Linked DNA regions of Homo sapiens: region 2 is linked to region 1. Evidence: chromatin loops called from intact Hi-C (ENCODE). Cell type or tissue: tibial artery. All regions are shown on one strand. Each heading gives the region's core, and the rest is flanking DNA. Links, peaks and the distances in the headings are about the cores only. Region 1 holds the start of ZNF677 (zinc finger protein 677). Region 2 has its middle 9.0 kb from the start of ZNF845.

Evidence for each region. Peaks named below come from ENCODE experiments on the same cell type or tissue, not always from the same donor. Only the 100,000 strongest peaks of a DNase experiment are listed, where the experiment ranks them.
Region 2: a loop joins it to region 1, with 2.0 times the contacts of the local background. A loop is called at or near these places in 24 of 110 quality-filtered maps.

What each region holds. Positions count from the first base shown.
Region 1 is chr19:53,249,389-53,261,164 of GRCh38, forward strand. It overlaps ZNF677 (zinc finger protein 677), which reads right to left and starts at 5,485. Exons shown (of 5, transcript NM_182609.4): 1 at 5,446-5,485; 2 at 3,698-3,768; 3 at 2,148-2,217. The coding sequence starts at 2,162. It overlaps VN1R2 (vomeronasal 1 receptor 2), which reads left to right and starts at 8,904. Exons shown (of 1, transcript NM_173856.2): 1 at 8,904-10,214. The coding sequence starts at 8,988. The coding sequence ends at 10,175. In tibial artery, for the core only: no CTCF peak of the experiment used is centred there; a DNase peak (open chromatin) is centred at 5,473; H3K4me3 peaks cover 2,186 bases; H3K27ac peaks cover 1,787 bases.
Region 2 is chr19:53,318,884-53,330,659 of GRCh38, forward strand. No RefSeq gene overlaps it. Among named protein-coding and RNA genes, the nearest start is that of ZNF845, 9.0 kb to the right of the region's middle. In tibial artery, for the core only: no CTCF peak of the experiment used is centred there; no DNase peak of the experiment used is centred there; H3K27me3 peaks cover 437 bases.

The DNA of each region.
Region 1 (11,776 bases), core at 2,334-10,333:
TTGTAATGGAGAAAAACTGTAAACAACCAATGTGTCTTCAGTAAGAGAATGCTCCAATGAGAAAGTAAAAACTCAAGCTGTCTCTGTTTACCAGCAAAAAACCAAAACAAAGACATACAGTATACAAATATACAATTTTGCAAAACAGAATATCACAACAAAATATTCACTAAACATTTTCTAAAATTAAATTATGATTTTTACGACTTCTCTTCCATTGAAAAGAATGATCAGTAGTTCCTGATGGAGATAGTGGGTGATGGTGGACTGGACAACATAATGTTTTACTTTTTAGTCCCTAAGCATCACTGCATGACATTTTATCATAAAAAATATATATATCATGTGATGTTTACTACAAAAGAAATGTAGTATTTAACAAGTAGTGTAATCAGAATTTGGCTCCTGCCTCTCTGATGACAGAAAGTTCTGCTCACAGGTCTTAGCTATATTATAGCCATCTTTTGGCTATTATTTTTTAATTATTATTATTATTTTTTTGAGATGGAGTTTTGCTCTTGTTGCTCAGGCTGGAGTGCAACGGCACAATCTTAGTTCACTGCAACCTCTGCCTCCCGGGTTCAAGCGATTCTCCTGCCTCAGCCTCTCGAGTAGCTGGGATTACAGGCACGTGCCACCATGCCCAGCTAATTTTGTATTTTTAGTAGAGACGGGATTTCACCATGTTGGTCAGGCTGGTCTCGAACTCCTGACCTCAGGTGATCCACCCGTCTCAGCCTCCCAAAGTGCTGGGATTACAGGTGTGAGCCACTGCACCCAGCCCCTTTTAGCTATTATTAAAAAGTCAAAAAAATAACAGATGCTGGTGAGGTTGTGGAGAAAAAGGAACACTTACACACCATTGGTGGAAGTGTAAATTAGTTCAACCATCCTGGAAGACAGTGTGGTGATTCCTCAAAGATCGAAAAACAGAATTACCATTCAACCCAGCAATCCCATCATGCGTGCATGAACATACACATACGTGCATATGTTCACTGCAGCACTAGTCACAATAGCGAAGACATGGAATCAACCTAAATGCCCACCAATGGTGGACTGAATAAAGAAAATGTGGTACACATACACCACGGAATACTATGTAGCCATAAAAAAAGAGATCATGTCCTCTGCAGGGACATGGACAGAGCTTGAGCCCACTATCTTTAGCAAACTAACACAGGAACAGAAAACTAAATGCTGCATGTTCTCACAAGTGGGAGCTAAATTATGAGAACACATGGACACATAGAGGGAAACAACACACACTGGAGCCTATCAGGGATGGAGGGTGGGAGGAGGGAGAGGATCAGGAAAAATAACTAATGGGTACGAGGTTTAATATCTGGATGATGAAATAATCTGTCCAACAAACTCCCATGACACAAGTTTAGCTATATAACAAACCTACCCCTGGACTAAAATTAAGAAAAATAATAAATTACAGACATTTTTATCTAAACACCCACTGCATGAGAATTCCCAAATGAACAGGAGAGTCTTCATGAGATGGATGCACTGTGAAGAATTTAAAGAACCTCCTGCTGTTAAGACAACTATGTTGATTTAATATTTTAAAACCAATTATGAAAAAAGACTACCTTCTCCATCCCCAATGTCTACTTCTGAACTTCCCATTCTATTTCAAATTAATATTTTAGAGCCAGAAACACACTGATTCAATTGTTTAGCTACAAATGTATTATAAACTCAAGCTAAGCAAGTTTCCCCCAACAGTCTTCTTTTTCAAAGTTTTCCAGGTATTTGTGCACATTAATATATCACTTCCATATGCAGCTTCTTTAATCCTGGTTTATAAAGAGATGAAAGGGTATCCAAATGAAGTCTCTAAACAGTCACTACCACCCAACCTCACTGACACCATGGAGCCTGCCCCCCATACCCAATCCATGCCTAGGCATAAAACCCTTTCCAGAACAATCATCTAAACGGAGCCTTTTCCAAAGTTCCGTGTTACCGGGTCACAGTGAGATGGAATCTATGTGGAGATGGAATTGAGGGAAAGCCCTGGGTGTGAATATACATATTAGTCAGGACACTTCAGAGTCAGATAAAATTAGCAAGTCCAAAATATGGCATTTCAGGAAGGAGAGGACAAAACAGTGAACCAAGAATATAACTTTTACCTGAGAAAGAGCCATTCCCTCCTCTTCTTTCTTTCCTCTTCCTCTGAGTTTCTTTCTCAGGTAAGTCAGTCTGTATGTCAAAAATATGTTGTTTAATGCTTAAAATCAACACACCCCCTGCCTCTACCACACACACACAGGAAGAGGCTTGATATAGAAAAAAGATGGTCCTTAGCTTCCAATTGCAACAAGAGTGAAAATAAACTCATGAAAAAAATTAACTCCTAAACAGAGACTAAGGAGTTATTCCACCTATGTCTTCAAAAAGTTCTCCCTTCTTGCTGAAACCCACACATTCTGCATCAATTGCATTGTCCTTTGTCCACCTGACACTCAGCCAAGAAAAACTGTTGTGTCCAAGTTCATGGCCAGTATCCAATGACTGTCAGTCAATGCAGGATATAAAAGCCTAAAATTGGAACAGGTGAAGAGCCACCATAGCTCCACGAATCCCTGCTGTAGCCATACTAAGTAGTTTAGACTTTTGTCCCACAGGCAGGGGGAAAGCATAAAAAGATATAACGCCAGGAGATGACATAATAAAACTTAAGACTTACTTCTGATGTAGAGATAGGGAGAAAGAATAAAAAGCTGAGAGAGAAGCAGCTCTCCTATCTCTAACCCTATGCCCCGACCCCTTTCCTAGTAGTTTCCATCATTTTTGGAGGTCTCAGAGTCATTTAAGACTAACTGTAACTGGGCACCCTCTCTCAAAAAATTGCCACATGCAGACACATGCTCAATCCTGAAAATCATTTCAGGGATCCCATCGGCTCAGATTCAGAATTTCTGGTATACCCATCATCTCCACGTTACAGGTGGGCACACTGAGCCTCAGAGAGAGGAGATATTTCACCAAGTTACCTGGAAAAGGTCTGAGTTGAGTGAGCAGAACTCAGTTGTAAATGAATGTTGAAATGGTGGCCTGGATAGGGCAGTAGCAAAGGTTTGTCCTTATTTCCAGATCACCATTCACATTCCTGAGTAGAAACTTCTATTTCATGGGTTTAATTGATCCCAAGGATTTAACTCTTTTCCAGAAAAATATTCAAAAATATGAAATTACAAATAGCTATTACTCTTGGAAAGCATGAAAGGGGGTCAGCTGTGGAGATTAGTGCTGAGTAATCTCTTCATTATGAACAGACGGGCTCTGTTGGAACAAAATTCCACACCAATCCAGGCCATTCTTCAACATCTTGCAGAGAAAGGACAAAGGGGACCTGGAGGAACATCTACTTAGTGGGAGGCTTTTAGATGACATAAGGGAGTAAAGAAACTGAATACAGCTGAGCCTTGAGCAACACCAGTAGTGATGGGGTGCTAATCGCACCCCACCTCCAGTCAAAAATCCAGGTATAACTTTTGATTTCCCAAAAACTTAACTACTGATAACCCATTGTTGACCAGAAGTCTACTGAAAACATAAACAGTTGATTAACACATATTTTGTATGTTACATGTATTATATACTGTATTCTTATAAAAAAGTAAGCTAGAGAAAAGATAATGTGATTAAGAAAATCATAAAGAAGGGAAAATATATTTACCATTCATTAAGAAGAAGTGGATCATCACAGTTCATCTTCCTCGCATCCTCCCCGAGGTCATATTGTGTGGGCTGCAGTGGAAAAGGAAGAGAAGAGGTTCATTTTGCTGTGTCAGGAGTGGCAGGGGTAGAAGAAAATCCCCTGTATAGTTGTACCTGCTTAGCTCAAACTGGTGTTGTTCAAGGTCAACTGTATTAAACTAACTGGTTAAACCAGATTTTAAGTGGTAAAAGATTATCAACACCTTAGAGTGAAACACTGTGAAATCAAGTACCAGACATAAAAGAATAGTTCCAATATATGATAAAAAGTAGAAAGCATTTAGGCCAGGCGCGGTGGCTCACGCCTGTAATCCCAGTGCTTTGAGAGGCGGAGACAGATCACCTGAGGTCAGGAGTTCGAGACCAGCCTGGCTAACAAGGTGAAAATCCCGTCTCTGCTAAAAATACAAATTCACCGGGCATGGTGGCGCATGCCTTTAATCCCAGCCACTCGGGAGGCTAAGGCAGGAGAATCGCTTGAACCCTGGAGGCGGAGGTTGCAGTGAGCCGAGATCAAGCCACTGCACTCCAGCCTGGGTGACAGAGTGAGACTCCGTCTCAAAAAAATAAATAAATAAATAAAAGAAAGCAAAAGAAAGCATTTAAACCTCATAAGCTGAACAATACATTTAAGAGAAAATACTTTGAAAATTTTTTTTAAATCCAATAAATTATGGAATTACATTTAAGACAAGTTGAATACACGTCAAATTTAGAAAATGACACAAGCCACACACAAAAAAGGAGGGAATAATATTGTTAATGTCTGTTTGCAAAAGCAGCATACGGTGTCACAGTTTCTTCCCATTTCTTGACTCTCCTCAAGATCAGAGAAAGGGAAGAGGGTGAGCTGGAATTAACTGAGCTAAGTCAGTTAACCCTCTGGCTGAATAAGGGTTGCTTCTGATGTAATAATTAGAAAACGCAGAAGCCTCACACCGTAGTTTTGCAATTTTCATGCTCTTCTGCACAAACAATGAAGCAAATTTTAAATTAATTATAGAGCCATACATCAGTACTTCACAACTTAATGTTCCATATTAAATCAATCCACACTCACATGGATTTGGGTGCCCCCCCCTTTCTCCACCATTATGTGATTTTTTTCCCCCTCTCTATAAATGTTTCTCTTCCACCTTCTGTTTCTTTCCTTTTCTTTTTCCCATTTCGGCGTTTTCCTGTCCCTTTCTGCTCATTTGGCTTCCCTTCCTCTCCTTCTCTGACAGAGTGTTTGGCCCCATCCTGGTAGCATCCTTTTTTTCAGTCCCTGCTATTGTTTCTGATGGCTCTCTAATTTCGCGCATTTCTCCCTCTTTATCCTCCATTTCTGCTTCCCCTCTGTTCTCCCTGGAGAAGGGCGAAGGGTGTGTATCCACCCCGAGTGAGGGCTTTACCAGGGGGAGGGAAGAGGGAGTCAGAGAAGAGTTTTAAGCAGAGAAACGACGCGGTGGGCGGTCGGTGTCCACACTGACCTAAAGCAAAAAGGTCGGGGCCAGTACCCACTTCAGAACGATTTTAATCCGAAATGGACGCAGATCTCTAGACCCTCTCGGAGCGACGGGACTGGGAACGTCTTAGGGCCACGCCGCGAGAGGAATGAGCAGGTTCGGGGTTTTAACCTACAGGGCGACCCCAAAACCCGACAGCGGAGCGTGGGAACCTGTGGCCCGCGAGGCGCAGGCTTGAACCCGAAAGACGGAGACTCACCCGAGAGCGCCAGTAGCCCCGCGAGATCCGCTTCCGGGTCGGCAGGAACCTGCGCGTACGCGAGTGCACTGGGGCGGCGCAAGGGGCAAGGGCAGGGGCAGGGCGCGGACAACTGTGGGGATGGGCGGGCAAATGGCGGGGATGGGCGGGGACAATGGCGGGATGGGCGGGGACAATGGCGGGATGGGCGGGGCCTAGGGGTCGGACTGCCGGACCTCTCCTCGGCGCGTCCCAGCGACTTTTTTAGGCCTGTTTGTCGCCCAGCAGTACTCGATTCTTCACTTTTGGATTCCCTTGAATCTCTATGGTGTCCTTTGGAGCCTAGCTAAGTAAAAAATTAGAGACCTGTGGGCCCCTTATATTGGAATCGGAGCTTAAGATGGGAAAGGTTTGCTTGAAAACGTTTCTGCGAGCGATGGAGGCGCGTCCTGCGACGAGGCGGGAGGAGCGCTGGGACCTGGTGGATGGGAGAGGGCGACGGTATAAGGAAGCTCTTGGATCCAGGAACTTCTGAAATCCGGACGATTAAAATTTGTATTTAATTAAGCGAAAGCTGGAGTTGTCTGCGTAGGTGATGGAAACTGGAATGAGATGCATTTTTGTGCCTGTGCGGAGTGTACAATTTTATATTGACTTTCACTGGAACGTAATTTTTATTTCCGCTCCCCAGTCACCCAGGAGGCAGAGATGCACCATGGGCTGAGTTCCAGAGAATTTATGGGGTCAGACCCTGGGCGGTGGGGGGTGGAAGGCTGAGGCTTGGCTTTAAAAGAACGCAAAGTTCTGCTTGTATCGATCTAAATTTATTTTCCTTTATTATCCTAATGCACATTTCTTGAGATAAATTACAAATCCAAGTGCTGGATTTATTGGAGTTGGTATGTTGTGTTTTGTCTAAGTTATTAATTACTAATATACTATCGTTATTATTATTTTTATTATTATTTTGAGATGGAGTCTCTGTTTCCCAGGCTGGATTGTAATGGCGCGATCTCGGCTCACGGCAACCTACGCCTCCTGGGTCAAGCGATTTTCCTGCCTCAGCCTCCCGAGTACCTGGGACTACAGGCGTGTGCCACCATGCCTGGCTAATTTTTGCATTTTTAGTAGAGACGGGGTTTCACCACGTTAGCCAGGTTGGTCTGGGACCCCTGAGCTCATGTGATCCGCCCACCTGGGCCTCATGAAGTGCTGGGGTTATAGGCGTGAGCCACCGCTCCTGGCCTTTAGTCTGTAAAGTCTTTATTCTCAGTTATTTGGAAGAGTATTTTTAACATAATATGTGCTTGGCAATTCTCCTGGCCAACTGAATTGATTTCTCTTGGGCCCAGAGAGGAAACTTATTGACTGGAGGCTCCCCAAGAGAAGATGAGCCCATATGGGGGTATCTGAGTAAACCAAGGTCTATCCACTGTCTCTTTGGGTCTCTGTTTTCGTAACTGGGAATTACATCTGATAACAGGTGAAGGGTGAAAAAAAAATGAGAGTGCATTTTAGCATAAAAATACATATATGTTATTTACATATAAACATACACATATAAAAATTCTATTTATTTTACATATAAAAATACATATATGTATTTAAATTTTTTTTTTTTGAGACGGAGTCTCACCCGTACAGACGGGGTTTCACCGTATTAGCTACGATGTCTCGATCTTTTGACCTTGTGACCCACCCATCTTGGCCTCCCAAAGTGCTGGGATTACAGGTGTGAGCCACAGCGCCCAGCCTCTTTCTCTTTTCAATGTATTAAATGCACAAGATTCCATACTTTCAAATTCCATTTTGCAGAATTATTATATTTTCATAGGTTTCCCAAATCAAATATTAATTCAAGTTTCAGTTAGTTGTTTTAAAATAATAAATATATAGTTACATAATCTTTAAAATGATTCGTTTTCTAGCCTAAAATGCTTTATCACCTTTTATGTTTCATGTCTCATATTTTAGTGCACACTCTACCTAATGTTGTACATTAATTTCCGTGATGGGTGCCGTAGTATTTTTAGTCTTTGCAGACAGTGAAATGAGTGTTTCTGCTGGTATCTTAACATCTACTCACATTAAATACATTGGGTCATATGAAATTATTTAGTGCCTATTATAACTTATCAAGACCTATGAATATTCACTCATAAGTTATATTGATATGTAGAATAAATACTTTGACAAAAATAGGAAATTATCAAACCAAATTTATAAAGTGAACATGACAAATATTTATACATATGTAGGTGTGCGTGTATGTATGTGTGTGTGTATATGTATATATATGTGTGTATAGATATATAAAGGACACAACTAGGCAACTATTATAGCGTAGTAGTGAACACCAATGTTACTGCAACCAGGCTACTCACGTTCAAATCTTCACTCTTCTGGTATTTAAATGAGTCACCTAATCTCCTTGTGCTTAAACTCTTTTAGAGTTGGTGAAAGGAGAATAATATGAATTCCTACCTCATGGAGTTGTGAATATTAAATGTCAGAATAGGTACAGCATTTATAAAAGTCACTCATACATTGTAGGTGCTGTAAAAAGAAATACACGAAATGGGAAATTTGTTAACAATATATCTCTCTATATATTTCACTTTTAATATTCAGGGGGAAGAAATCGTCATAAGTGAAAGGTTATTTTCCATGAAAATGTGGCCCACAACTCGTGTTGCCATGCAGAACCTTCTGCTTACTCAATATTGAGTGCTGGAAAATGACAGAATGGCCTCTGTGGACCTGAAAATTGGAATGATCTTCCTATTTGTGGGCAGCAAGCCACCCAGCTGCCGAGGCAAGAGACCGAGGGCACGAGCTGTTCCAGCATAATAAAATATATAAAACAACAAGAGTTATATTAGATCTAGATCATAGACATGATTATATATGAATATCATTAATCATTAGTTGGTAGCAATTACTCTTATTCCAATATTATAATAATCCTCGCTCTATAATCATAACCTAGGAAAAGCCAGGCCATACAGAGATAGGAGCTGAGGAGACATAGTGAAAAGTGACCAGAAGACAAGAGCGCGAGCCTTCTGTTACGCCCAGACAGGGCCACCAGAGGGCTCCTTGGTCTAGGGGTAACGCCAGCGTGTGGGAAGACGCCCGTTGCCAAGTGGACCGTGGTCTAGCGGTAGCGTTAGTGTCAGGGAAAAACACCCGCTATTTAGCAGACCGGGAAAGGGAGTCTCCCTTTCCCTGGGGGAGTTTAGAGAAGACTCTACTCCTCCACCTCTTGTGGAGGGCCTGACTCAGTACCACCTGCAGTTATCCAGAGGCCTGTCTCCCTGTGATGCTGTGCTTCAGTGGTCACGCTCCTGGTCTGCCTTCATGTTCCATCTTGTACACCTGGCTCTGCCTTCTAGATAGCAGTAGTAAAATTAGTGAAAGTACTAAAAGTCTCTGATATGCAAAAATAATGGCATAAGCTGTCTCTCTCTCTCCCTCTCTCTCTCTCTGCCTTGGCTGCCAGGCAGGGAAGGGCCCCCTGTCCAGTGGACACGTGACCCACGTGACCTTACCTATCATTGGAGATGACTCACACTCTTTACCCTACCCCTTTTGCTTTGTATCCAATAAATATCAGCGCAGCCTGGCATTTGGGGCCACTACCAGTCTCCTGCTTTGTATCCAATAAATATCAGTGCAGCCTGGCATTCGGGGCCACTACCGGTCTCCGCGTCTTGGTGGTAGTGGTCCCCCAGACACAGCTGTCTTTTCTTTCATCTCTTTGTCTTGTGTCTTTATTTCTACACTCTCTTGTCTCTGCACACGGAGAGAAACCCACCAAACCTGTGGGGCTGGACCCTACACTATTCCAGGTAGTTGTTGGAATCCTGGGGAATTTTTCACTCTTATATTATTATATGTTCCTTTACTTTAGGGGATACAAGCCAAGATCCACAGATTTGATTCTCAGGCACCTGACTGTAGCTGACTCCTTGGTTATCCTATCTAAAAGAATCCCAGAGACCATGGCAACTTTTGGGTTGAAACATTTTGACAATTATTTTGGATGCAAATTTCTTTTGTATGCACACAGGGTAGGCAGGGGTGTGTCCATTGGAAGCACCTGCCTCTTGAGTGTCTTCCAGGTGATCACCATCAACCCTAGGAACTCCAGGTGGGCAGAGATGAAAGTAAAAGCCCCGACATACATTGGTCTCTCCAATATCCTGTGCTGGGCCTTCCACATGCTGGTAAATGCCATTTTTCCTATTTATACAACTGGCAAATGGAGCAACAACAACATCACAAAGAAAGGAGATTTGGGATATTGTTCTGCCCCACTTAGTGATGAAGTCACAAAGTCAGTATATGCAGCATTGACATCCTTCCATGATGTTTTGTGTCTGGGGCTCATGCTCTGGGCCAGCAGCTCCATCGTTTTGGTCTTGTACAGGCACAAACAGCAGGTACAACACATCTGTAGGAACAATCTCTACCCCAACTCTTCTCCTGGGAACAGAGCCATCCAAAGCATCCTTGCATTGGTGAGCACCTTTGCATTATGTTACGCCCTTTCCTTCATCACCTACGTTTATTTAGCTCTCTTCGATAATTCCAGTTGGTGGCTAGTGAACACTGCTGCACTAATCATTGCCTGTTTTCCAACTATTAGCCCTTTTGTTCTCATGTGCCGTGACCCCAGCAGATCCAGGCTCTGCAGTATCTGCTGCAGAAGAAATAGACGATTCTTTCATGATTTCAGGAAAATGTGAATTGGCTGTCTTGGTTTATGTTCGGCCACTGATGCACTCAGACCTCAAGGGATCTTAAGAATGATTATCAGCCAATTTCACTGCAGAGAGAGGGGTGAATAAGACAGAGACTTATCCAATGTGAAATACTAAATAATAATAGCCATAGTAAATGAAATCTTATGTAATTAACATGTGAGTACTTATATAGTTGTATTTTTTATTAATGATTGCAGTGAAGAACTTCAGATTCCATAAAATAGTCCTGAAATAATGTATAGATACTGAAAGCATCTTTAAATGTGTGATGTCCAATCTGAGATATTAAATTTTCCTAAGACGTACTAGAGCTTGGAATTGTATAAATGGGCATAGCAGTTGCCTAAATGGGCATAGCATGTGGGTGGTTGTTATGGTTTGGATATTTGACCTCTTGAAATCTCATTTTGAAATTGTGCCTTACATCCCATAAAAAAACTGTGGACATTTGAAATATGATAATGTTTATTGAGAAAGATTAGTATATTAAAATATTTCCAGGTAAACATTTGAAGAATGATCCATAAGAGACAAAAAGGAATATAGGGAGCTGTGTCAGCTCACTTTTACAAAGGGTGCAGATGGGGCCAGGCATGGTGGCTCACACCTGTAATCCCAGCACTTTGGGAGGCTCAGGTGGGCGGATCACCTGAAGTCAGGAGTTCAAGACCAGCCTGGCCAACATGGCAAAACCCTGTCTGTACTAAAATACAAAATTTAGCCTGGCATGATGGCGGGCACCTGTAAACCCAGCTATTCGCAAGGCTAAGGCAGGAGAATCACTTGAACCCAGGAGGTGGAGGTTGCAGTGAGCCAAGATCGTACCACTGCACCCCAGCCTGGGTGACAGAGTGAGACTGTCTCAAAAACAAACAAAGGGTGCACATAGGAGACAACAAGTAAATAGAGATTTGGCAGGTGGGAAAGAAATTGAATGGATTTTTGAGATATTCAAAAGGTAGATTGTTCTGGGTAAGCCTTGATAGAGCTGGCTATAGTGGCAAGAAGTAGGTTTCAGGATGGACTTTTTCATTTCCAACTTGAGACAAGTTTTTGGAATAAACTTCCTCAGCCTTGGAGCAGCAGATGAATACAATTTGGAGCCAAAATACATGAATTTGTTTTGTTTAATGCAGAACTTTTTTTTTTTTTTTTTTTTTTTTTGAGACAGAGTCTCCCTGTTACCCAGGCTGGAGTGTAGTGGCACGATCTCAGCTCGCTGAGGCAGGCAACCTTTGCTTCCTGGGTTCAAGTGATTCTCTTGCCTCAGCCTCCCGAATAGCTGGGATTATAGGTGCGCACCACCATGCCTGGCTAATTTTTGTATTTTTAGTAGAGACAGGGTTTCACCATGTTGGCCAGGCTGCTCTCAAACCCCTGACCTCAAGTGATCCGCCCGCCAAGGCCTCCCAAAGTGCTGGGATTACAGGTGTGAGCCACTGTGTCTGGCCTAATGCAGAGTTTTATATTGATTTTGAAGTCACCAAGAAAGCAAAATGAACACCTTCAAAAGAAATAAAAAGGATAAGGCCGGGCGCGGTGGCTCACACCTGTAATCCCAGCACTTTGGGAGGCCAAGCGGG
Region 2 (11,776 bases), core at 1,142-9,141, 68 kb after region 1:
AGGTTATCAGAAACCTGTCTTCAGGAGTATTTGTCAGAGTCTTCTCCATGAATCCGATTGCAAATGCCATTAGAGAAGAATTACAACAGTGGATGGCAAAGACTTAGACTAGCTACAATTAAGAATCTAGGCTGGGCACGGTGGCTCATGCCTGTAATCCCAGAACTCTGGGAGGCCGAGGCGGGCGGATCACCTGAGGTCGGGAGTGGGACACCAGCCTGACCAACATGGAGAAACCCCCTCTCTACTAAAAATACAAAATTAGCCGAGTGTGCTGGCACATGCCTGTAATCCCAGCTACTCGGGAGGCTGAGGCAGAATCACGTGAACACGGGAGGCAGAGGTTGCCGTGAGCCGAGATAGCGCCATTGCACTCCAGCCTGGGCAACACAAGCGAAACTCTGTCTCAAAAAAAAAAAAAAAAAAAAAAAAAAGAATCTGATGATATTTAGCCATCGATGAGGAAATTTAGTTATCTCTATTTCATGCATCATGGATTCACTAGAATCATGAATTATAAGTTGACGCCAAGACCATTAGACTTCTATAAATTTTACATAAATTTTGGAACACTCACATCAATAATAAATTATTCACTTGACCAGAGTGACAATTAAAATATTTAAAAAATAAATACAGAAAATTACATGGATGTTAAATTTTTAAAAATACCCTTAACTTTATTTAAAGCTCAACATTGCTGAGTAATTAAAGCATAATGACGATAACAGGAAGTGCACAGGAAATCATCTTGATGAAACATAACATGTTTGTTCTCTAGGCCAGTTACCAAAAGGTAAAGAAAAACTTCCTGCAATGTGATTGCTTCTCCCTATGGGAAGCCTGTTCAGATAACCTGGAATTTGAACCTGAAGAAAAGGTACTTAAATTCAATTAGATACTGGAAGAGTGTGTGTCCAAAGTTATAAGCATACACCCTATTACAGAATAAGTAAACAAAACAACTAGTACCTTGGGCAGGGGAGCATGTGGCTTTTAGAAAAAGTAAAATTATGTGAAATTTTCTGGTTACATGGAAAAAACTCAGACACATCAAGAAAAACCAAGAACATAGAATCAAGTTACACTGGAGGAAGATAAATATTTTCAGTGTCAGGTCAATAGCAGAGTCAGAACTGAAAAAAAAAAAAATGCTGTAGAAGCAGATGAAAAGTTGAGAGAGAGAGTTATTTATTTCAGCCAAGCAAAAAGTTGTACCCCCTCAAGAAGAAAAGGAGGAAGAGCTGAAGGCAATGATGCATGAGATGTAGCAAAAGTTGTACTTCTGAAATATGAATCTGAAAAGCTTCAAAATCCCTCTATTTTGAGAAATGAAATTACTATTTAAATGGAGAAGATCACATTTTAAATCTGGAATTAAGTAGATTAAATGTAAACTGTAAAACAGGAAAAAACCTTGCAATGCAGACGATGGTTGAAAATGGATAGAAACAGATTTCAGAACTAAAAATCAAATCCTATTGTAATTTTTATTAAGAGCAGGTCAACATTTCAAGAAAACCCCGTTGCTCCACACATAATAGACCAGATTCTGAATTACATCAGTGCACCCCTGACATCAATGCTCAATTCTTAGGAAAACTTATAAACAATTTCCTCTCAATGCCAGCCAACCCCATCACACAAAAATTCTTTCCCAAGACCCATCCTTCAGAAACCCTCCACGTTGCTGGGCGCAGTGGCTCACACCTGTAATCCCAAGACTTTGGGAGGCTGAGGTGTGTGGATCACTTGAGGTCAGAAGTTTTGAGACCAGACTGGCCAACATGGTGAAACCCTGTCTCTTACCAAAACCTCAAAAATTAGCCAGGCGTGGTGGCACATGCCTGTAATCCCAGCTACTTGGGAGGCTGAGGCACAAGAATTGCTTGAATCTAGGAGGCGGAGGCTGCAGTGAGCCAAGATCGCGCCACTGCACTCCAACCTGGGTGACAGAGCGATATTCCATCTCAAAAAAAAAAAAAAAAAGAAGAAGAAAGAAGAAAGAAAGAAAGAAAAAAAGAAAGAAAGAAAGAAAGAAAGAAAGAAAGAAAGAAAGAAAGAAACCCTCCATGTCTTGCTCAGGCTTTCCATTATTTTTAAAAACCCCAGACTTTTTCCTACCTTTCTCCTTTTTTATATTGGAACAACCAATCATTCTATTCTGGTACAAAAATTGACTTTCTATTTTCTGTTATAATTGAGACCACACAGGATACTTTCTCAGACAAAAATACTTTTAGTATACATTTTGTATTCATAATTACATGTACTAATTAGAACTTTTAATTCTTAGGAACACTAAATTTTAATAAAAACTTAGTAATTTTGAGCTGTTAAATATTAACATTTTATGAATGTATTTCATAATAGCTGGAAAATATTGTAGGAAACAATTTTTAATGTGGAACTGACATGTAATTGATTGACCTATTTTTCCTGACAAATTACTTGATCTTAGTGCTTCTCTCCCTCTTTAACCCAATAGTGCTCGTTCATCTATTTTGGCAGAAAAAAATATATGAATAACATATAGACAGGAAAAAGTATAAACATAAAGACAAACAAAAACAAAGACTTTATAGTTTTTAAAAATTTATTTTGTTCTTACATTATATTTGTACATATTTATGGGATATGTGTGAAATGCTGTTACATGCATAGATTGTGTAATGATCAAATCGGAATATTCAGAGTATCCATCACCTGAGTATTTATCATTTCTATGGGCTGGGAACATTTCAAGTCTTCTCTAGCTATTTTGAAATATACAAGAGTGTTGTTAACGATAGCCACTATACTCTGCTATGAAACCTTAGAACTTATTCCTTCTGTCTAACGGTGTGGTTGTTCCCATTAACCAACCTCTCTTCATCCCCCACGCCGACACACACCCTTTCCAGTCTCATGTCTATCATTTCACTCTCTACCTCCTTGTGAACAACTTTTTTAGCTCCCACATATGAGTGAGAACATGGGATATTTGTCTTTCTGTCTGGCTTATTTCAATTAACAGAATGACCTCCAGTTCCATTCTCTCTTTGTCTCAAAGAGACAAAGTTTCTTTGTAATACGTCATATGTCATATATAGCATATGACAGTTTGACTATCATATGCTATATAGATGATCTTTGTGGCTTATACCTATATGGAAATCTCTAAGCCTCCTGTATTTCAATGTCTAATTCTCTTGCTAGACTTGGAAAGTTTTCAGCTATTATTTTGTTAGTGTTTTTATGCCTTTGACCTTCTCATTTTCTAGAATACTCAAAATTTGAAATACTTAGTCTCTTTATGGTGTCCTATATGTCACATAGGTTTTGTTCATTCTTATTTTTTTTTTCTCTCTCTCTCTCTTATCTGGGTTATTTCAAAAGACTTCTGCTTGGTCTAGTCTATTGCTGTGCCTCTCAAGTGTATTTTTTATTTTGTGTATTGAATTCTTCAGTTCCAGAACTTTGCTTTAGTTCTTTTTTATAAAATCTATCTCTTTGATGAATTTCTCATTCACAGTTTGAACTGTTTTTCTGATTTTTTTTTGTTGTTTATCTGCATTCTCTTTTACCTCACTGAAATTTCTTAATATGATAATTTTGAAATCTTTTTCTGGCATTTCATGAATTTATTTTTATTGGAATTTGCTGTTGGAGAATTATTCTGATCCTTTGTCAAATTGCCTTGGTTGTTCACGTTTCTGGTGTCTTTATGTAGATATCCATGCAGCTGGTGTAACAATCACTCCTTTCAATTTTTCATTGACTTTCGTAGAGGAAGACTTTTTCCTGAAGATGTTTCTATGATGATAACTGGGAAGGATACTTTAGCTTTGCACAGACCATGGTGAGGCTTTCCTAGGAATAAGAACGGCAGCTGGGCCAGCCTTAGGCCTCTGTGGTAGCAGCAGCGAGCCATGCATGCTTTCCTTGGGCCCTTAAGAGGCATATGCAGGCACCAATGTTAGTGAGTCCAGGTGGACCAATTCTCAGGCCTTCAGGCAGCTTGCTCAGATGCCGGCAGTGGCAGTGGTAAGCCAGATGGGTAAGTAGAACTTTGAGCTTCCAGGCAGCTGTAAAATCAGTAACCTAAGATTGCACCTTATGGAACTGGGAAAAGAAGACCAAACTAATCTCATAGCTAGCAGAAGGGTGGAAATAAATATTAGAAGAGAGATAAATAGACAACAGAAAAACAGTAGAGGAAAACAATGAAATAAAAATGTCATTCTTTAAAAGATCAGCTAAACATTAATAAATCTCTAGCTAGACTGACTAAAAAATAAAAAATAAGAGAAACATGCAGATAACCCAAATCAGAAATGAAAATGGGAACATTCTACTTACTTTTAAAGATTATTAAGAATAAAGATAAATTTAGCAATTGAAGTAGAAAGTGGTTAAAAAGATCATAAAAGACTGTTATGAACAATTGTACAACAAGTTAGATAACCTGGATTAAATGAATAAATTTCTAGAAACACAACTAGCAAACGTGACTCAGAAGAAATACTAATTCTGAATAGACCTATTCTACTATGATCTGTTTCTACTCACAGCACTCCTGATACCAAGTATGTAGGGGTTTTTCCCACCAACAACAAACTCTCCAACTCTCCAGACACCAACTGCTTGTCCAATTATTCAGTTCAATTTGACATGACCTGCAATTAGGGCAGCTCCGTAGGTTAAGGATTCAGTTCCACAAGACTGCCCTGCACATCAGACACCAATCACAAGTCTAGGCCACCCATACTTCTGATTAACTGGCTATAAATCAAGGTGCCGTGAAATCCTATAATTTTATGTTGCCTTAGCATCCATTCTAAATATAAGCTAGATTTTCCCACACCAGTAGTAGGGCTTAGTCACCCTTGACCCAGTTTCCAGTTCTCTGCCTCCTCACAGGTCCTCAGTGTGGTCAATCCAGACATTTGCTTTATATAATTGCCTGCTGGTCACCACCCCTCTATAGAGGAGCTACATACAACCTACTTGCCTCACCCACTGACCCCTCCCCCAACAACTTCTGCACTGGGCATGGACTGCGCAGGTATGCCACAGTGACCACCTCTTGGTCACCGCATGACCCCATGGAACTCATGCCGCCTTGCTTTAAATCCACCAGTTGGCCTAGGCGCCGTGGCTCATGCCTGTAATCCCAGCACTTTGGAAGGCTGAGGTGGGTGGATCACCTGAGGTCAGGAGTTTGAGACCAGCCTGGCCAACATGGTGAAACCCCGTCTCTACTAAAAAGACAAAAATTAGCCGGGCGTGGTGGCACGCACTTGTATTCCCAGCTACTCAGGAGGCTGAGGCAGGAGAATCGCTTGAACCTGGGAGGCGGAGGTTGCAGTGAGCCGAGATCGTGCCATTGCACTCCAGCCTGGGCGACGAGAAAAAAACTTCGTCTCAAATAAATAAATAATAAATCCACCAATTAGAATTCCCCTCCAAAATCTGCTTGGGTAATTTCCCAGTCCCTAGTTAAGGCTTTAGGGCCACATATCCTCCCTCTCTGTCACTCCCCACCCACTGGTTGCACATGCCTGTCTTGAATGGCTTCCCACTTCCCACTGGCCCTGCAATGTGTGCTGCTGTCTTCTCTCGGATCTGTAAGTAATAGATGGCTTCTGATGTTTCATACGTATGATTGTGCTGCCTTCTCTGTGTCTTACCTGGCCAACACACTCGAGCCTCGCTTTTTTCATGGTTAGAGCTTTCCTAGAGAGTGGTTATCAAGAGTTATCTTGTCTGACACCAATCAGACAAGAGCCACAAGGGCATCTGCCAGTATAAACAAGTTTCCTGTGAGCGGAACACCTGGCCACAGGTCACACACTTAGGCATTAGGCAGTCTGCCAGGATAAAGCAGTATCCCATGAAAGGCACACTGTAAACATCCACAATCATCTTCCCTAGAGCCCCATCAGGGCAGGCCTAGAATTTAAGCCACTTTTCAGAGAGAGATCTGAAGACCAAATTAGAAAGAATTTTTACAACATGAGCATTCTCACAACTCCCTCCTTGGGTTCAATAATTTGCTAGAATGGCTCACACATCTCAGGGAATACAGTATACTTATTACCAGCTTATGTTGAAGGATATTATAAAGCAGGGGTCCCCAGCCCCCAGGCTGTGGACCAGTACCAGTCTATGGCCTGTTAGGAACTGGGCTGCACAACAGGAGGTGAGCATCGGGGGAGTGAGCATTACTGCCTGAGCACTGCCTTCAGATGAGTGGCAACATGAGATTCTCATAGAAGCATTAACCCTATTGTGAACTGCACATGCGGGGGATCTAGGGTGCCCATTCCTTAGGAGAATCTAATGCCTGATGATCTGAGGTAGAACAGTTTCATCCTGAAACCATCCCCCTTCTGCCATCCATGGAAAAACTGTCTTCCATGAAACCAGTCCCTGGAGCCAGAATGACTGGGGACCACTTTTATAAAGCATACAAATTTATAGCCAGATGAAGAAGTACGTAGGGTGGGGTCCAAAAGGGTCAGAAGTGCAGGACCTTCTGTTCCATGGAGTTGGATTGCACCACCCTCCTTGCAAATAGGTGCATTCATCAACCCAGAGGCTCCCTGGACCTTGTTTCAGGTTTCCATGAAGGTTCCCTTATGTAGGCATGACTGACTAAGTCACTGGCCATTGGTGATTAACTCAAACTTTTTTGGCCCTTCTTCCTTCCCTGGAGAGGAAAAAGGGGTGTACAGCTGAAAGTTCCAACCCTTTAATCACATGGTTGGTTCCTCTGGCAAGGGGCCCACCAAGAGTCATCTCAACAAAAACTCAGATATGGTTGAGGCTTAATATAATAACAAAAGACTTACTCCTATCACTCAAGAAGTTTCAACGGTTTTACAGTCTCTCTGCCAGGAACCTGGGACCTAGATCAAACATATATTTTTTATTTTATATCACAATCTATAACAAGAAAAGAGAGGGAATAATTTTAAAACTACTCACAAAGAAAAGGGCAGGATCAGATATCTTCCTTGATGATGTCTATCAAACATTTAAAGAAGAGTTAACACCAATCTTTCCCCAACTCTCCCAAAAAGTAGAAGGGGGAAACATTTCTTAATTTATCCTATGAAGCCAGCATTACCTTTTTTATCAAAGCCAGACAATGAAATAACAAGAAAGGCAAACCACGGGCCAATAGCCCTCACGCATACAGGTGCAAAAATCCTCAGCAGCATACAAGCAAATCCTATGCAGTGGCTTACCAAAAGGATTATACACCATGAACAAGTGAGATTTATCCCAGGAAAACAGGAATGCTTCAACATATGAAAATGAATTATAATGCACCACATTAATAAGATGAAGCAAACCACATGGTCATTTCAGTTGATGCAGAAAAAGCATTTTACAATATTTTACAGCCTTTCATGATTAAAAAAACACTCAACAAACTGGGAATATAAGAGACTTCTTCAACATGATAAAGAGCACTTATGAAAAACCCACACCTAGCATTATACTCAAGGGTGAAAGACTGAAAACTTACCCCCTAAGATCACAAGACAAGCCCAGTTTTGACAGTTCTATTCAACACTGTATTAGAAATTCTAGCCAAAGAAATTAGACAAGAAAAAAATTTCAAATTTGAAAAAAGATGAAATCTATCTTTATTAGCAGATGGATATAGAAAATCCTAAAGAATCCACACACAACAAACTATTAAAGCTAAAGAATAAATTCAGCAAAGTTGCTGATACAAGATGGGCACACAAAAATCAGTTGTATTTCTGTGCTAGCAATGAACAATCTAAAGAGGAAATTAAGAAAACAACTTTATAATAGCATAAAAATTATAAAGTACATAATAATAAACTTAACCAAGAAAATTGCAAGACTTATACATAGAAAACTACAAAACATTGCCTTGACCTCCCTCAGTTACCTTGTGATTCTGTGTGTTGTGTTGGGACAAATGGGGAGGTGACAGAGAGAGGCCAATATTGTGTAACCATGTAACCAGCACTGACATTTCCTCAAGAATATTCCCCCAAAGATAAGCCTTTGAACTGCATAGTTGCTGTGGGTGGTGTCTGCACATTCTTTATTGGGATAATGTGTGCTCTTAAGCCAGGGACCCCAATACCCCTCTTTAGTTGTGCCCAGAGACCCATCCCTAGGAAACCCTCCTCCAGTGAAAACTACCAGTTTCCTGAGTCTTAGCCCCTCACTCTTTACCTTCTTTCTGGAGTCACACAATCCTGGAAGCTCCATGGGGTCCAATTCACTCTTGAGAGCCCATAATGATTCCCCCATTCTGCTATGAAATCCCACAGCACATTGCAAGCCCTAATAACATATCTATTCATGTTGTAATGACATACATAAATTGACCCATGGACCCAATGATCCAGGAGCCCATATTTCCACTTACAACACCCTCTCCCAAAGTCATACACCTCTGTAATATCCTAATCAAAGAGATATTTCTATGATGGTAAAGTAATTTGAAAGTAATTTAGAAATTATAAAGAAAAATCGAATGAATTCAGGATCCAAGTTAAATTTGTGAATATAGGAATGGAATATAGGCTGCTGGGGAATAGCAATTTCTGGTGGGGAATTGAGACCGCAACACACCACAGTTGTTACCAGTGGAGGGTGTCCAGGTTCTTCGTGTCTTGAACAAAGAATTGGACAAAATGCATAAATTAAGGAAGGAATAAATGGATTTATTGAAAATGAAAGTACACTCCACAGTGTGGGAGCTGGCCCAAGCATAGGGTCTCAAGGGCCCCGTTACAGAATTTTCAGGAGTTAAATACCATCTAGAGGATTCCAGTGGTTACTTGGTGCATGCCCTATGTAAATAAAAAGGATGAAGTAAAGTTACAAAGTCATTTACTCGGTGTACGCCCTATGGAGGGGCTATTTCCTGTCATAGCTGAAGTGTGAAGTGGCCTTATGTTTCATGCCTCCAGATCCTATTTGCCTGCCTCACAGCTAACATATGTGATTCGGGACAGAAGAAACTCATAGTGTCACAGGACAGGAGTCTGTCATCTCCCGAGACCCAGGGGACTCCTGAAGACAACGACCTCGTGTGAAGGGGAGTTCTAGGGAGAGGCAGATGCTGACCCAGGGAGGACTTCAGGATAGGGACTTTCAGGGAAGCAGTAAGGCCTGCAGAATCCTAGGCCCAGGAAGAAGATGCAGCATTCAGGGCTGCACTTGAGAGGCCTAAAACGGTGAGGGAGGCAGAGCTCAAGAGCTTGACTCTATCTCCTGAGTCAGGGATTTATAGGGAATAAGGCAGGGGAGGGAAGACAGTGAAGGGACTGAAGTAGGAAAATGACTCAGCAGTGTGAAGAGGCTTAATTCTCCCTGTTGAAAACGAGATGCCCTACCGTCCTTTTTCTTAGAACATTTACTTTAGAAAACTTGTAAGCACTTCTCTCTTAGACATGCATTTGAATGCCTCCGAAAACTGGGTCGTTCTTTTGCCAGCTTTATGACCCAGTGATGTCTTTCTAAAGAACCTGGGAAACTTCTCTTTGAAATGTAAACATTAAGGAAAATAGCACCCCATCCCCTAGTTTCTGTGGGAGTGTAGGAGCCTCGCATCAGGCTCTTGGAGCCTTAATCCAAGCTGCAAAACGACTTCTTGTCATAAAGTGTATGAAGTTTGTGTTTCCTCTGGATAAAGCCAATTACCTATAACAGATGGTCACCCCAACTACCAGGTGAATCTAGGATGATCTATGTGTGACCAATGGGGCAGTCAAGTCCTCTTACTTGAGAACTAGCTATTATTTGCCTTGAAGACAAGTATGTTCTACTTGGCTACATAAAAGTGCGAGATTTCTTTGCGTCTTTGCAATGGCTTAGTGGCTTGCCTGTGACGCACATCACATTTGGGTTTAATGCTTTTTCAAACTATTTTCTTTCTCTACCATCTTTGCAGAGAGGTTTTCTACACTGGGAAAAGATTTTGTTTTTAATTGTGTCTCTCCAACAGCAGGCAGTGTCTACAGAGCTTCGAGGCACAAACGTCGTTTCAAGGACCTAGCCTGAGGACGACTTTAAGGGGATACAGATGCGCAGGGGAGCAACTGGATTCCCAGCGTCTCATAATGACGCCGGGACTCTCAAGAGAGGAATGGGTGTGCAGATTTTAAAGTCTAGAGGATCCCGGACATCGGTGCGGAACACTGTAGAATAGGAGTGCAAGTTTGAAAGAGGAAGACGGAAACCCTTCTCACTGACGCGTGACCTCTCCATCCGCTTCCGGGTCTGCGGGCAATCCCTCTCATGGCAGGGCGGGGTCGCAGCGTCCTGGACCAGCGCCTAGACCCTGGCTGGTCTCGCAATGGAGAGGGCTGGATCCGAGGTGGGAGCCGAGATAGGGGCGGGTCTGGGAAAGGGGCGGAGCCTGGCCTTCCTAGTTTCGCCCCGCCCCAGGAAGTTTCCCGGTCTGTGGGTTATTTTTCTGCCCAACTACATGATGGTCCTCATTTGCAGCCATTTGAATCTCTGTGATGTCTTCCTTTTTCTACATAGACACGGTAACAGTCTGATCTCTCTTTCCACCACAATCTTACAAGTGTAATAAATGTGGCAAATTTTTCAGACATCGTTCATACATTGCAGTTCATCAGTGAACTCAAACTGGAGAGAAACCTTACAAATGTCATGACTGTGGCAAGGTCTTCAGTCAAGCTTCATCCTATGCAAAACATAGGAGAATTCATACAGGAGAGAAATCTCACAAGCGTGATGATTGTGGCAAAGCGTTTACTTCACGTTCATACCTCATTAGACATCAGAGAATCCATACTGGACAGAAATCTTACAAATGTCATAAAGGTGGCAAGGTCTTCAGTCTGTGGGCACTCCATGCAGAACATCAGAAAATTCTTTTTTTTTTTTGAGACGGAGTCTTGCTCTGTCGCCCAGGCTGGAGTGCAGTGGCACAATCTCAGCTCATTGGAACCTCCGCCTCCTGCATTCAGGCAATTCTCCTGCCTCAGTCTCCGGAGTAGCTGGGATTAGTGGTGTGCGCCAACACATCACGCTAATTTTTGTATTTTTATTTATTTTTATTTTGTATTTTATTTTATTTTTGTCTTCAGATGGAGTCTCGCTCTTGTCACCCAGGCTGGAGTACAGTGGTGTGATGTCACTGCAACCTTTGCTTCCCAGGTTCAAGCAATTGTCCTGCCTCAGCCTCCTGAGTAAGCTGGGATTACAGGTGCCTGCCACCATGCCTGGCTAATTTTTGTATTTTTAGTAGAGAGGGGGTTTCTCCATTTTGGTCAGGCTGGTCTAGAACTCCTGACCCCAGCTGATCCACCCACCTCAGCCTCCCAAAGTGGAAGGATTACAGGCATGAGCCACTGCGACTGACTTTTTTTTTTTTTTTTTTGAGCCTGTTTTGCAGCATTTACAAATATCAGGGTTTTCCCACGAGATCATGAAGATTTTCACATAAGAGATTTCTGGCCATTTGTGTTGGTGTTGGCAGTCCAGGTCAAGCAGGAATATGTAATAACATTCAAGCTACCCACCTTTGGCCACATTCCTGCATTTGTAGTTCATATTTTGATGAAACTCAGCTACTTGGGAGGCCGAGGCAGGAGAATCACTGGAACCCAGAAGGTGGAGGTTGCAGTGAGCTGAGATTGCACCATTGCACTCCAGCCTGGGCAAAAAAAAAAAAAAAAGAAAAGAAAAGAAAAGAAACTTAGTCTAAAAAAAAAAGTCATGCCTCTTCTCCTCCTCTTTCCGTCATCGTGGTGTGTGCTTG